2 separate regions of the Homo sapiens genome follow, and region 2 is linked to region 1. Evidence: chromatin contacts called from ENCODE Hi-C or POLR2A ChIA-PET data. All regions are on one chromosome and are shown on one strand. Each heading gives the region's core, a stretch centred on a gene start or an enhancer-like site at or near the end of the contact. The rest is flanking DNA. Distances are from core to core; before and after follow the strand shown.

Evidence for each region. A loop is a pair of places that touch in the nucleus more often than their neighbours do. ChIA-PET counts read pairs that join two places held with the same protein, here RNA polymerase II (POLR2A). Pooled maps may share reads with other maps.
Region 2: a loop to region 1 is called in a map of endothelial cell of umbilical vein, with 5 times the contacts of the local background. The contact joins the enhancer-like site here to the promoter of HTR1B in region 1. A Hi-C loop is called at or near these places in 1 of 168 maps with a recorded cell type or tissue (endothelial cell of umbilical vein), 5 of 37 single-sample maps with no recorded cell type and 10 of 50 pooled maps. POLR2A ChIA-PET finds 5 or more read pairs at or near these places in 1 of 52 experiments (activated CD4-positive, alpha-beta T cell).

The regions. Positions count from the first base shown.
Region 1 is chr6:77,460,222-77,466,001 of GRCh38, reverse strand. HTR1B (5-hydroxytryptamine receptor 1B) reads left to right here and starts at 2,511. Exons shown (of 1, transcript NM_000863.3): 1 at 2,511-5,078. The coding sequence starts at 2,599. The coding sequence ends at 3,771. The region is part of intron 5 of LOC105377864; the gene reads right to left. RefSeq lists a silencer at 3,501-3,645.
Region 2 is chr6:79,459,156-79,465,612 of GRCh38, reverse strand. The region is part of intron 5 of LOC100506851 (a long non-coding RNA gene); the gene reads right to left. Among named protein-coding and RNA genes, the nearest start is that of LCA5, 75 kb to the left of the region's middle. RefSeq lists an enhancer at 1,547-1,841. Within about 2 kb of position 4,317, at least 2 of the 41 ENCODE cell types and tissues checked have a DNase peak (open chromatin) inside an H3K27ac peak, as active enhancers do.

The DNA.
Region 1 (5,780 bases), core at 1,262-3,761:
GGTGGCAAAATGCTAGGTGCTAGGACTGGAGGAGAAAAAGAGAGAAGGCTGTGCTTTTATCCTCAGGGTGGCTGCTGCAGCCCAGACCGCATCTAGAGGACGTCCTTGAAGAGCTGCCACCTTAGTTAAAGGAGTACCCTCACTCTCAATGCATGCATGTGTGTATGTGTGTTTTTCTTCAAAACACTTAACACTACAGAAAAGTATAAGTATTAATTATTTACTTGTTCATGTAGTTATTGTCTGTCTCTTCTAGAATGTAAACTGCTGGAAAAGAGGGTCTGAGTCTACTCCCACTGGCCTCCATACCTCGGATGCCTAGAAAAATACTCAGCATAGAGTAGGCACTCTATTTTTTGCCTGCTTGCCTGGTTTAGAGAACCGGGAATTAAGGGAACTTGGGTTTGTGCTTTATTGCCTTGGGTAAAAAGCTCTTCTTTCAAAGGATCTCAATTACTCTTCCTCTAAAACTGGGTGGAGGGATCAGATCAGATAGCCTTAGGTTCTGACACAGAATGATTCTCTTTAAAATATATGTGCGCTTAAACAGATGAATTCATTTACAATGCAGTTTTTATTAGATACACTCTAGGTGCCAAACATGGATCTAGGCTCTAGGAATTCGTAGTGGGGATCATTTAATCCTTCGAGCTGAAAATACCTTGTCCTTTCCTGGAGCTTTTCTTCATACTTTCTGATTTGCATCTCTACCCTACATTTGTTTCTGTTGAGGTCAGAGGAGAAACTGAGGACAGGGGATCCGTCCCTGGTCATGAGACCTAGGTACTGGTATTGCATGCTGCAGCTTATGGCTGACATTCCCACATATTAGTTGAAGGCAAAGGAGACACACAAGATGGTGCTGATGATGGTTCCAGTCCTCCCCGCCCCACCATCCCCCTTTTTTCTTGAATTCTGATGACCTCCTTTCTAGGTAGGCTGTTGGAAGGAACACGCTTACTGGCAACTGTTTTCCAGAGGCACTGAAGCACTGAGCAGCTGGAAGAGGATGGTGGAGCAGAAGGTTTAATTTCACATACAGTTGGCTTCTGTTTGTGATAACTTTTACATTTTCGCAGATAGCTTGTCTTTTTCCCTGTTGACTCATAGTTGAGTGAAAAACACAAATTTCTAAAACTAGATGAAAAAATAGTTTTTATTGTATCAAGAGTTAAGGACGGCAAAGTACAAAATGCAAACATTGGGCCCTCTACAGCGATATTACTGGTGCCTCCTAACCTGGGTGTGGCCATCAGGGCTGGATATGATTTTAGAGCGGAGAGGTCAGAGACCAGGGCTTCCCCGCCTAACACTGGCCTCCTAGGGTGGGAGTGGTAGGCAGGAGCCTAGGGCCAGACTGCTGGACTAAACCTGTGACCATGGCTAAGGACATGGGTCTCACTGGAGGTCAGCGCAGCAAGCTCTGATGTCCGTAGAGGCGAGAACAGGACGCCTTCTTCCCCTGACCAGAAATGCAGCTCCAGGTTGTCAGGGCTGGGAGGATGGCCCAGGGTGGGAAGCGGGGAGATAGGGCGGTAGGACCCGGCGGGAGCTTCCTTGGCCAGGAAAGGAACAGGGCGGGGGGAAAAGAGGGAGGGAGAGAGAAAAAGGGAAGGTGATGGGGAGCGGGCGTCCGCACCCGCCGCGCCGCACGAGTTGCACTGCTCTGGCGGACCGGACCTGGACTCTATATAAAGAGCCCATCTGCTCCGTAGCTCGCACGCTTCTCCCGGGCTGGTGCACGCCGCGTCCCTCCAGCTCCCCCAGACACCTGCCCCTTCCCAGTGTGCCGCGCCAGGTCCTCCAGACCCGCGCACCCAGTGGCATGGCTCCGAGTGGCTCCCGTGGGACCAGGGTGGCGGTGGCGGCGGCGCGGCCCGAGCAGCCGCAACTCCAGCCCCCGTGTCCCCCCTTTTATGGCTCCGTCTCCGCGGGGCAGCTCGTCCGAGTGGCCAGAGAGTGAAAAGAGAGGGAGGGCAGAGCTCCGGCGCGAGGCGCGGCGCAGCGCTGCTCCTAGACTTCACCCCACCCAGCTCTGGCGGCCGCTGCAGCCCCCCAAAAGTGCCCCAGCTTGGGGCGAGGGGTGGGAATGCAAGATCTCGGGACCTCTCGCTGGCCTGCAAGCTTTGGTCTCTACACCTAGGAAACTCCTGTGGGCAAAGTCTGCAGATCCAAAAGCGTCCAGGTTAGGAGACGCTCAGCCTCAAGCAACTGGGGTAAGAGATCCCATTTGGTCAAAGCCTTCTCCTCAAGCAGTACTTCACCCTCCTGCACTAGACGCCTCCAGGGAGCTGGAGCGGAGCAGGGCTCGGTGGGCCAGCTCTTAGCAACCCAGGTCTAAGACCCGGTGTGGAGAGGAACAACCACAGACGCGGCGGCTTAGCTAGGCGCTCTGGAAGTGCAGGGGAGGCGCCCGCCTGCCTTGGCTGCCGCACCCATGACCTCTAGTTTCAGCTGTGAACCTGGGCGGAGGAATAATTGAGGAACTCACGGAACTATCAACTGGGGACAAACCTGCGATCGCCACGGTCCTTCCGCCCTCTCCTTCGTCCGCTCCATGCCCAAGAGCTGCGCTCCGGAGCTGGGGCGAGGAGAGCCATGGAGGAACCGGGTGCTCAGTGCGCTCCACCGCCGCCCGCGGGCTCCGAGACCTGGGTTCCTCAAGCCAACTTATCCTCTGCTCCCTCCCAAAACTGCAGCGCCAAGGACTACATTTACCAGGACTCCATCTCCCTACCCTGGAAAGTACTGCTGGTTATGCTATTGGCGCTCATCACCTTGGCCACCACGCTCTCCAATGCCTTTGTGATTGCCACAGTGTACCGGACCCGGAAACTGCACACCCCGGCTAACTACCTGATCGCCTCTCTGGCGGTCACCGACCTGCTTGTGTCCATCCTGGTGATGCCCATCAGCACCATGTACACTGTCACCGGCCGCTGGACACTGGGCCAGGTGGTCTGTGACTTCTGGCTGTCGTCGGACATCACTTGTTGCACTGCCTCCATCCTGCACCTCTGTGTCATCGCCCTGGACCGCTACTGGGCCATCACGGACGCCGTGGAGTACTCAGCTAAAAGGACTCCCAAGAGGGCGGCGGTCATGATCGCGCTGGTGTGGGTCTTCTCCATCTCTATCTCGCTGCCGCCCTTCTTCTGGCGTCAGGCTAAGGCCGAAGAGGAGGTGTCGGAATGCGTGGTGAACACCGACCACATCCTCTACACGGTCTACTCCACGGTGGGTGCTTTCTACTTCCCCACCCTGCTCCTCATCGCCCTCTATGGCCGCATCTACGTAGAAGCCCGCTCCCGGATTTTGAAACAGACGCCCAACAGGACCGGCAAGCGCTTGACCCGAGCCCAGCTGATAACCGACTCCCCCGGGTCCACGTCCTCGGTCACCTCTATTAACTCGCGGGTTCCCGACGTGCCCAGCGAATCCGGATCTCCTGTGTATGTGAACCAAGTCAAAGTGCGAGTCTCCGACGCCCTGCTGGAAAAGAAGAAACTCATGGCCGCTAGGGAGCGCAAAGCCACCAAGACCCTAGGGATCATTTTGGGAGCCTTTATTGTGTGTTGGCTACCCTTCTTCATCATCTCCCTAGTGATGCCTATCTGCAAAGATGCCTGCTGGTTCCACCTAGCCATCTTTGACTTCTTCACATGGCTGGGCTATCTCAACTCCCTCATCAACCCCATAATCTATACCATGTCCAATGAGGACTTTAAACAAGCATTCCATAAACTGATACGTTTTAAGTGCACAAGTTGACTTGCCGTTTGCAGTGGGGTCGCCTAAGCGACCTTTGGGGACCAAGTTGTGTCTGGTTCCACAGGTAGGTCGAATCTTCTTTCGCGGTTTCTGGGTCCCAGCGAGGCTCTCTCTCCTGGGCAAGGGCAATGGATCCTGAGAAGCCAGAATAGTCCTGAGAGAGAGCTCTGAAAGGAGAAGTGTTGAAACTAAATGTAGAGCTTCCCTGCCCAGGAGGAGGCTCACTTCCTCCCCTCAAGCCCCGGGCTCAGCACTGACCCTGCGGCAGCCAATCCCAAAGGGGGTTGCAACTTTTAAAAATTGATAATGGAAGGGAATCCCTGCCCTGCTTTGGTATCGTGGATAATGCCCACTAGAAGCAGTGTACTTGTAATTGTTGTCTGAAGCCTGTCTGAGACAGATCTACATACAGCCTGGCAGTACTTGAACTAGACGCTTAATGCCCTGTGTTTTTGGGGGGAGAACTTTGTGTTACAGCTTAATTTAAGAACAGTTACTTTGGCATCATTCAGTCTTCACTTTTTGTCTATTTAAACTTGGTTGGAGAAACTTGTGGATTTGGTGCTTCAAACCCTATGTGTGGCTTGGATGGCGCAGAGAAACCTTGAAGAGTTAACAGCAAAATTCTGATGCTGAGATCTCTATTTTTATTATACTTGAAACTATATGGGGGTGGGTGGGTGGGAATGGGAGATGAGGAGTGTTAAACTGAGAATCAACACCTATGATTGTTTGTTTTCTGCAGATTTACAATTTTGTAATTCCTGTTTAGCGATTGTCAAGCCACAACTCTAACAAACAAACCATTATGTGTGCTAGTGCCGAAGTCTGCAGACTGCTTTATTTTTTCTCTTAATTTCATGTACCTGTCACTTTACACATTTAAATCCCCATAAATGAAGGGTATGATGGGTGACTCAGCCCACACTGCTGCTATATTTCTTACTAATGCAATTGGTAAAACCGATTAGTATTGGAAATATACTGTTTCTTAACAAGAAAAGTGTCTTTATTTCTTATCCAATTTAGTGAGATGTGAAGGAGACTGATGACATGGGGATAGTTCTTACACAATTGAGGAATGGGGTGGGGGCAATAGGAGGATGTATATTTTGACTTGTAAAAAAATCTTAAAATGCATGAAACTTTTATCTGATAGTCATTTGCACTCTCCTTCCCATCTGTGATTCCTTGTGTGCTAACATATAAAGAAACCAAGAGAACTATCTTCCTTCTCCAGAAACCTTAAAAATACAGTTAAGGGCCCTAAAAACGATATTGAAAAGAAAATAAACTTGTTTCTTTTTTGTTGTTGTTGTTATTGAAGTTTGGGCAGGAGAAAAGATTGCTAGAAAATGACATATAAGAACTTTAGAAAAGCTTAGAGAAACTAAAATTGAGCCTGTTTTTGTCTTGTTTTTTGTTTGTTTAAAAAAGAAAAAATTGCAGAACCAAACCTCAGACTTACTAACAATCAGGAAACTGGCAAGCTTTTGACCTTTGTAAATTTGTTACCAACCTGATATCTCAATTAATATAATATCTGGAATACTTTAAATTTATCAGTCTTTTCAAATTTCAAGAATACTTAGTTATTTCAAATTTCCTCTGAGAGCTCCCTAATACAGGATAAAGTCATGAAATAAAATATGAAAAAAATGTATATTTTAATAAGAAGTAGCCCTGAGGGATTATCTGCACGGAAAAAAATGTATATGTACAGCATTTAACATGCCAAAGAAAATTCACACTCCTTTCCTCAGAGGGCATTCTGCAGTTGATACCTTTTGTCTGCAGAAGCAAGTTGTCTTTGTGAAATGGATTCACTCCTTGCTTGAAACTCCCCAGTCCTGTTTGTCAGACAATAAATACATTGAGCTGAAGTACACTGCTTGCCTACTGTGCAGACCTTCACCTTGAGTAATCACTCTTGAAAATATACTATTCAAAGATTCACACATAAGCTAACTAAAAAGGGGAGTTTTGATCAATATTTATACCTGTCACTG
Region 2 (6,457 bases), core at 3,068-5,567, 2.0 Mb before region 1:
GGTCATGCACATTCCAAAGAGAAGAAAATAGGTTTCCATAGTTTAATGAATTACATACAAATTCCTTGAACCAGCCTTTTAAACTCTTCACAGAATGGCCCCAGTTTACCTTCCTAACCTCGGCTTCCTCTACCAATAACCTAAGCTCCCAGCAAATGGCACCACCCACTATTATTCGGACATTTGTGCTTTTCGGTATTCCTCTCTTGACTCATCCAGTCTTTTGCCGAGAGTGCTTTTGCCTCCCCAAATGCAAATTGTAAAGGTCCCATCCATTCTTCAAGCAGCATTTTAACTGAGTCCTCTCCAGAAGCTCCCCATCTTGTGAATTTCCATGGCTGGTTGAGTATAATTTCTGAGTTTATCAATTTTGTTTTGTATTTAAGTGGGTTGGATGCTTGTTTCCTCCCTCTTTCTAGATTGCAAATTTTTTAGAAATCATTTTGGGATCGGTATCAATTCTAGCGCCCAGCATATGGTAAGGGCTCAATACATATTTTTTCAAATGAACTGGGTTAAACCAAGACATTTTTGCCATTTGTCAAATGAGGCACATTGAAAGCAGAACTTGGATAGTGTGGGATCTGAGGAATAAGGATAAATACCAGAGACATTAAAAGTGAAGGGAAAGGCCTTGGAGACTTATTAAATGTGGAAAGCAAACACTCTTACGCTCTCTCTCTTATTTTATTTTAAATCACTGCACTTATATAACACAATTTGTAGCCTAGAATGAGGCTCTATGTGGGAAAGAACTTTAATTCACCACCATATCCTCAGCACATAGTCATTGGTGCAAGACAGATTTTAGGTGCCCAGTGATATTTGATGAGTGAATGAATTAATTGATTAAAATGCAAAGCTGTCCAGCAAGAAGGACAGAATTATTACAAACAGATTAGAAACCAAAGGAGAAGGGATAACTTTGGAGAGTATGGTGACTTCAGTTTTTTTAGAGATGCATAGATGAGCATCCAAGTAGAGAACACAGAGGAAGTAACTGAAAATTGGCATTGGAATTTCATTCAAGAGTCAGACTCAAATATGTAGTTTTGGGACTTACAAATTAGCTATAATTGCTGAAGCCATAATATTGGATGGGATTATGAAGAGGAAAATGTAGGGAGGTCTGTCCAAGCTATATCATTGGGGAGTGCTTCTGTGTAGGTACAGGGCTGAAAGCCCAATAATGAGGCCTGCTTGTAAAAGTCAGGGAAAAAGCAAGCATATTTTATGTCCTTTTCTTGACTAACCACTCTACTATATATGATATTATTGAATTTCTTTTTTTCCTTGGTTTTGCCATTTTGTACTGGTCCTTATTTTCCATACTAAATGTTATAGATTTTTTATTTCCTAAAACATATCAGTATTTGATAGACTTAGATATGGACTAAAACAAGTAAAATATGGCATATGAAGGATTAATATAAAGACCAGAAGCTGAAAAACAGATTGTTGTAGCTGTATGGGTCCTGCTTTGGATTCAAATAATTAATAGAATAAACTCAGATTGGATCAGATGGTTCTTAATAGTTGCTTATGCAGAAACTTCCTGAAAGAGTTTTAGTTAACTTTAAGTTGATATGAATGACAGCTTTTGCTACGCAGAGATCAAAGGAACAAAGAGGTTTACTGGCTTCTATCTGGCCAAAGAACACTTGGAATGCAGGGTCTACTGTGGATGACTCATTTTAGAGGGATGCAAACAACTCCCGGGCCTCCAGGTAAGTATGGTGGGGCCATGGGAGGAGTCAGGAAACCATAAAGAAAGACTGAATAAACTGTCGCCCTGAAGAAAAAAAGATTTAGGAAGAACTGGGAGTTGTCTTTAAATAGTTGAAGCAGTCATGTATAAAGAATTGAATTTATTCCCCACTGCTCCAGAGGGCAGACATAGGATCAGCTAGTGGAAATTACAGGGAGGCAGACACAAGTTAAGAAAAAACTCCCAAATATTTGGATCAATCGGTATATGGAATGAGTTATCTGGTGAGTTAATGAGCAACTGAATTAAGTGATCTCAAAGTTTCTTTGTCTCTAAGAATTAATGATTTATGATCTTCCAAACCATGCCTAATTTATGTAAAGAGAACCACTATTAACCTAGTATGAACATCCTTTCAGTGTTTTCTGTGCATATTGACATATATTATTTATTCATAGAATACATACTTTTTCTTAATCAAATAAGGAGTATTCTGTGCATACTACATTATAATCTTATTTTTTCACTTAACATATAGTAAACATTTTTCTATATCATTAAATATTTTACATCCTGACTTTTATGGGCCACATTGTATGGATGCTCCATCATTATGCAACCAGCCTCCTATTTTGGGGCACTTACATTATCTTTAATTTTTTAAGGATTACAAATAACCTATTTAATAAACCTTCATAATTTCTCTTCAGCAAAAATAGACTCATCTATAAGAACAGGTTTCATGAATACATCAAACAAACCAAAACTCAAACCAAATAAGTGAACTAACTCACTCTTGACATTTTAAAAGCATTTAATTTTCCTAATAATTTCCTTAGCCTGAAAACATTTTGAGGCAGGAATTTTGGCTTTTAAAAGTTCTATGCAGCAGGAAACATATTATTCATTATATGTGTTGGGTTTTTTTTTTTTTTTTTGCAGTTACAAAATTGTCCCCTTCATGTTAAGATTACCTCAAGGTGCAAGTATAAAACATAAAACATCTAATTAAATATATAAAGCAGAACACTTGTCTGGCAGCATGATCAATGTTAATGACAATATGAATGTATAATAATGATTTTTGAAAATGTAGGAGAAAACCCTGGGTTAGTTTTTAGTATATAGGATATGAACTATTTTAAATTACAGTTCAGCATAATAAGTAAGAGTACCACACATGACCATACTAGACACAAATTGCATTATTTTAAAATAATGCCATTTATGTTCCCTATTTATTTCATTCCACAATTCTGAGATAAGTGCACTGAAAGCAAAACGCTTAATTTAAGAGGGTTTTTGGACCAAAGATCAAAAAGTAGGTGTGGGTAAGTAGGAACACATTTGAAATGGTTTCCCTTTGCGAATAATTATCATTTTTGTCAATTCAAGTCCTTTTATTTTTGTGCCTTATGATTTAGTTTGACAAGTGTGTGTGGGAAGTAATTTATTTGCAAATAAAGCCCTTTAGCATTTATAATGTAGGCATAAGCCCAAAGCTGGACCCAGTCTGATGTTTCCAAAGAATAAAAAAAAAAAATTAAGGCAGGCTACTCTTATAGAAATCTCTAAAGATAATTAAGGAAGATCAAAGACTCAAGGTGGTGAAATCTCCTCGTTTTCTGAGAAGGCTTTCCCTGGCTGAGCATTCACTGAAGGAAACAGGGTGGCAAAGAAAGGAATCTCAAATAAAACAAAAAGACACCTGAGAGAGCTTTAAAAGGACCTATTCTAAGGCTGTGAGGCAGCCTTACCTGAATCACATAGTCAATTTATTTAGGGTAATTTAATATTTTTAAGAACTCTCATTGTTTGAGACTATATGACCCAGCATAAATCTTCAGCATGCTCTATCCCTAGTGGAAAGGGGCAATCCCTATGCTGCCATGGGATTCAGACTTTTAGTACTTGGTTTCTGACGTGACTTGTATTTGTTTGTGTATTTTTTCAACTTGAGGAGGAAACTGTCTTGCAAATAACATTCTCCAGGGTCCTGGCACCAGGAAATTTTCCCAGCATACTCTGCGGCGTTTGTCAAACTTAGAATGAAGAGACGCCACTGACCCTGTTCTCAGTACATAGAACCCAGTCACTATGACAGTGACTGGACAGCAGCAGAGGAGAGGGTCTTCTGGGCATAGACTGTTTGGGCATAGATATATACCTTAAAAATTTTGGAAAAGGACAGAAATGAGAAGAAGAAGAAAAGAAAAAGGGGACAAAATGAAGAACAAAATATGTTACCTCAGGGTATAGTAATAAATTGCCCATACCCAAAGAGAAGCCTGGCTTTTTCCTTGGGCCCTGGGAGGTACTCTCTAACCCCTTAGAATGTCATATCTTTGTCTACCTGAGGGACTTGGGCCACGCCAGCAGTCTAATAATGTGCTTTTGGTGGGGCTGGAGACTGAGGTCGAACACATGGGTGATCAACCAGGTCTGTGTGACTGAGTCCCAATAAAAACTCTGGGCACCAAGCCGTGGGTGAGCTTCCCTGGTTGGCAGTACTTTGTGCATATTGCCTCACAATGTTACTGGGAAAGCTAATGCTGTCCACAATATGCTGGAAGAGAACAATCAGTTCTTTGTTGGGGACTTTTCTGGACACTGCCCTATGTATCACTTCCCTTGACTGATTTGATTCTGTAACCTTTCACTGTGATAAATCAAAACCATGAATATAACAGCTTTCAGTGAGTTCTGTGAGTCCTTCTAGTGAACTATGGAAACTGAGAGTGGTCTCCAGAAACCCTGGAATTGCATTTGGTGTCAGAAGTAAGGGTGGTTTTGTGTACTGCTTCCTGACTTTGCACTCAGGATAGCAACCCAGTTCTCTCCACAGTGGAGAGACCCACCTGTGAGCTTTGCCACCTTCTTCTCCTCCACATCTCTTTGGCACCCACCCATCACTCTACAACCGAGCACACCCACTATTCTATAAGATTGTGCCACCAGAAGATTCCTCCTTAACCTCCCACAATCCCCCTCTAGGAGAAATTGTCTGCTGTAGTCTGGCTACTCTCCTTATTACTTCTCTCATACATGAATATATTGCCATTACTCAGGCTGTTCCCTTGATTTAAGTGTCCCCTCCTCCCTCATCCCATCTAAATCCCACCTGTGTATACACTTAAGAAAGGGGATGTTTTCAACTTCTTTGCCTTTGGTTTGAATTTCCTCCCGTAGCTCGGAGTAGTTTGATCGTCTGAAGCCTTCCTCTCTCAACTCGTCAAAGTCATTCTCCATCCAGCTTTGTTCCATTGCTGGTGAGGAGCTGCATTCCTTTGGAGGAGGAGAGGCACTCTGCTTTTTAGAATTTCCAGTTTTTCTGCTCTGTTTTTTCCCCATCTTTGTGGTTTTATCTACTTTTGGTTTTTGATGATGGTGAGGTACAGATGGGTTTTTGGTGTGGATGTCCTTTCTGTGTGTTAGTTTTCCTTCTAACAGACAGGACCCTCAGCTGCAGGTCTGTTGGAGTTTGCTAGAGGTCCACTCCAGACCCTGTTTGCCTGAGTACCAGCAGTGGTGGCTGCAGAACAGCGGATTTTCTTGAACCGCGAATGCTGCTGTCTGATCGTTCCTCTGGAAGTTTTGTCTGAGAGGAGTACCCGGCCGTGTGAGGTGTCAGTCTGCCCCTACTGGGGGGTGCCTCCCAGTTAGGCTGCTCGGGGGTCAGGGGTCAGGGACCCACTTGAGGAGGCAGTCTGCCTGTTCTCAGATCTCCAGCTGCGTGCTGGGAGAACCACTGCTCTCTTCAAAGCTCAGATGGAACTGAGCAACCTGTTCCTGAATGACTACTGGGTGCATAACGAAATGAAGGCAGAAATAAAGATGTTCTTTGAAATCAACGAGAGCAAAGACACAACATACCAGAATCTCTGGGACACTTTCAAAGCAGTGTGTAGAGGGAAATTTATAGCACTAAATGCCCACAAGAGTAAGCAGGAAAGATCCAAAATTGACACTCTAACATCACAATTAAAAGAACTAGAAAAGCAAGAGCAAACACATTCAAAAGCTAGCGGAAGGCAAGAAATAACTAAAATCAGAGCAGAACTGAAGGAAATAGAGACACAAAAAACCCTTCAAAAAATTAATGAATCCAGGAGCTGGTTTTTTGAAAGGATCAACAAAATTGATAGACCGCTAGCAAGACTAATAAAGAAGAAAAAAGAGAAGAATCAAATAGACGCAATAAAAAATGATAACGGGGATATCACCACCGATTCCACAGAAATACAAACTACCATCAGAGAATACTACAAACACCTCTATGCAAATAAACTAGAAAATCTAGAAGAAATGAATAAATTCCTCAACACATACACACTCCCAAGACTAAACCAGGAAGAAGTTGAATCTCTGAATAGACCAATAACAGGCTCTGAAACTGTGGCAATAATCAATAGCTTACCAACCAAAAAGAGTCCAGGACCAGATGGATTCACAGCTGAATTCTAACAGAGGTACAAGGAGGAACTGGTACCATTCCTTCTGAAACTATTCCAACCAATAGAAAAAGAGGGAATCCTCCCTAACTCATTTTATGAGGCCAGCAACATCCTGATACCAAAGCCTGGCAGAGACACAACCAAAAAAGAGAATCTTAGACCAATATCCTTGATGAACATTGATGCAAAAATCCTCAATAAAATACTGGCAAACCGAATCCAGCAGCACATCAAAAAGCTTATCCACCATGATCAAGTGGGCTTCATCCCTGGGATGCAAGGCTGGTTCAATATA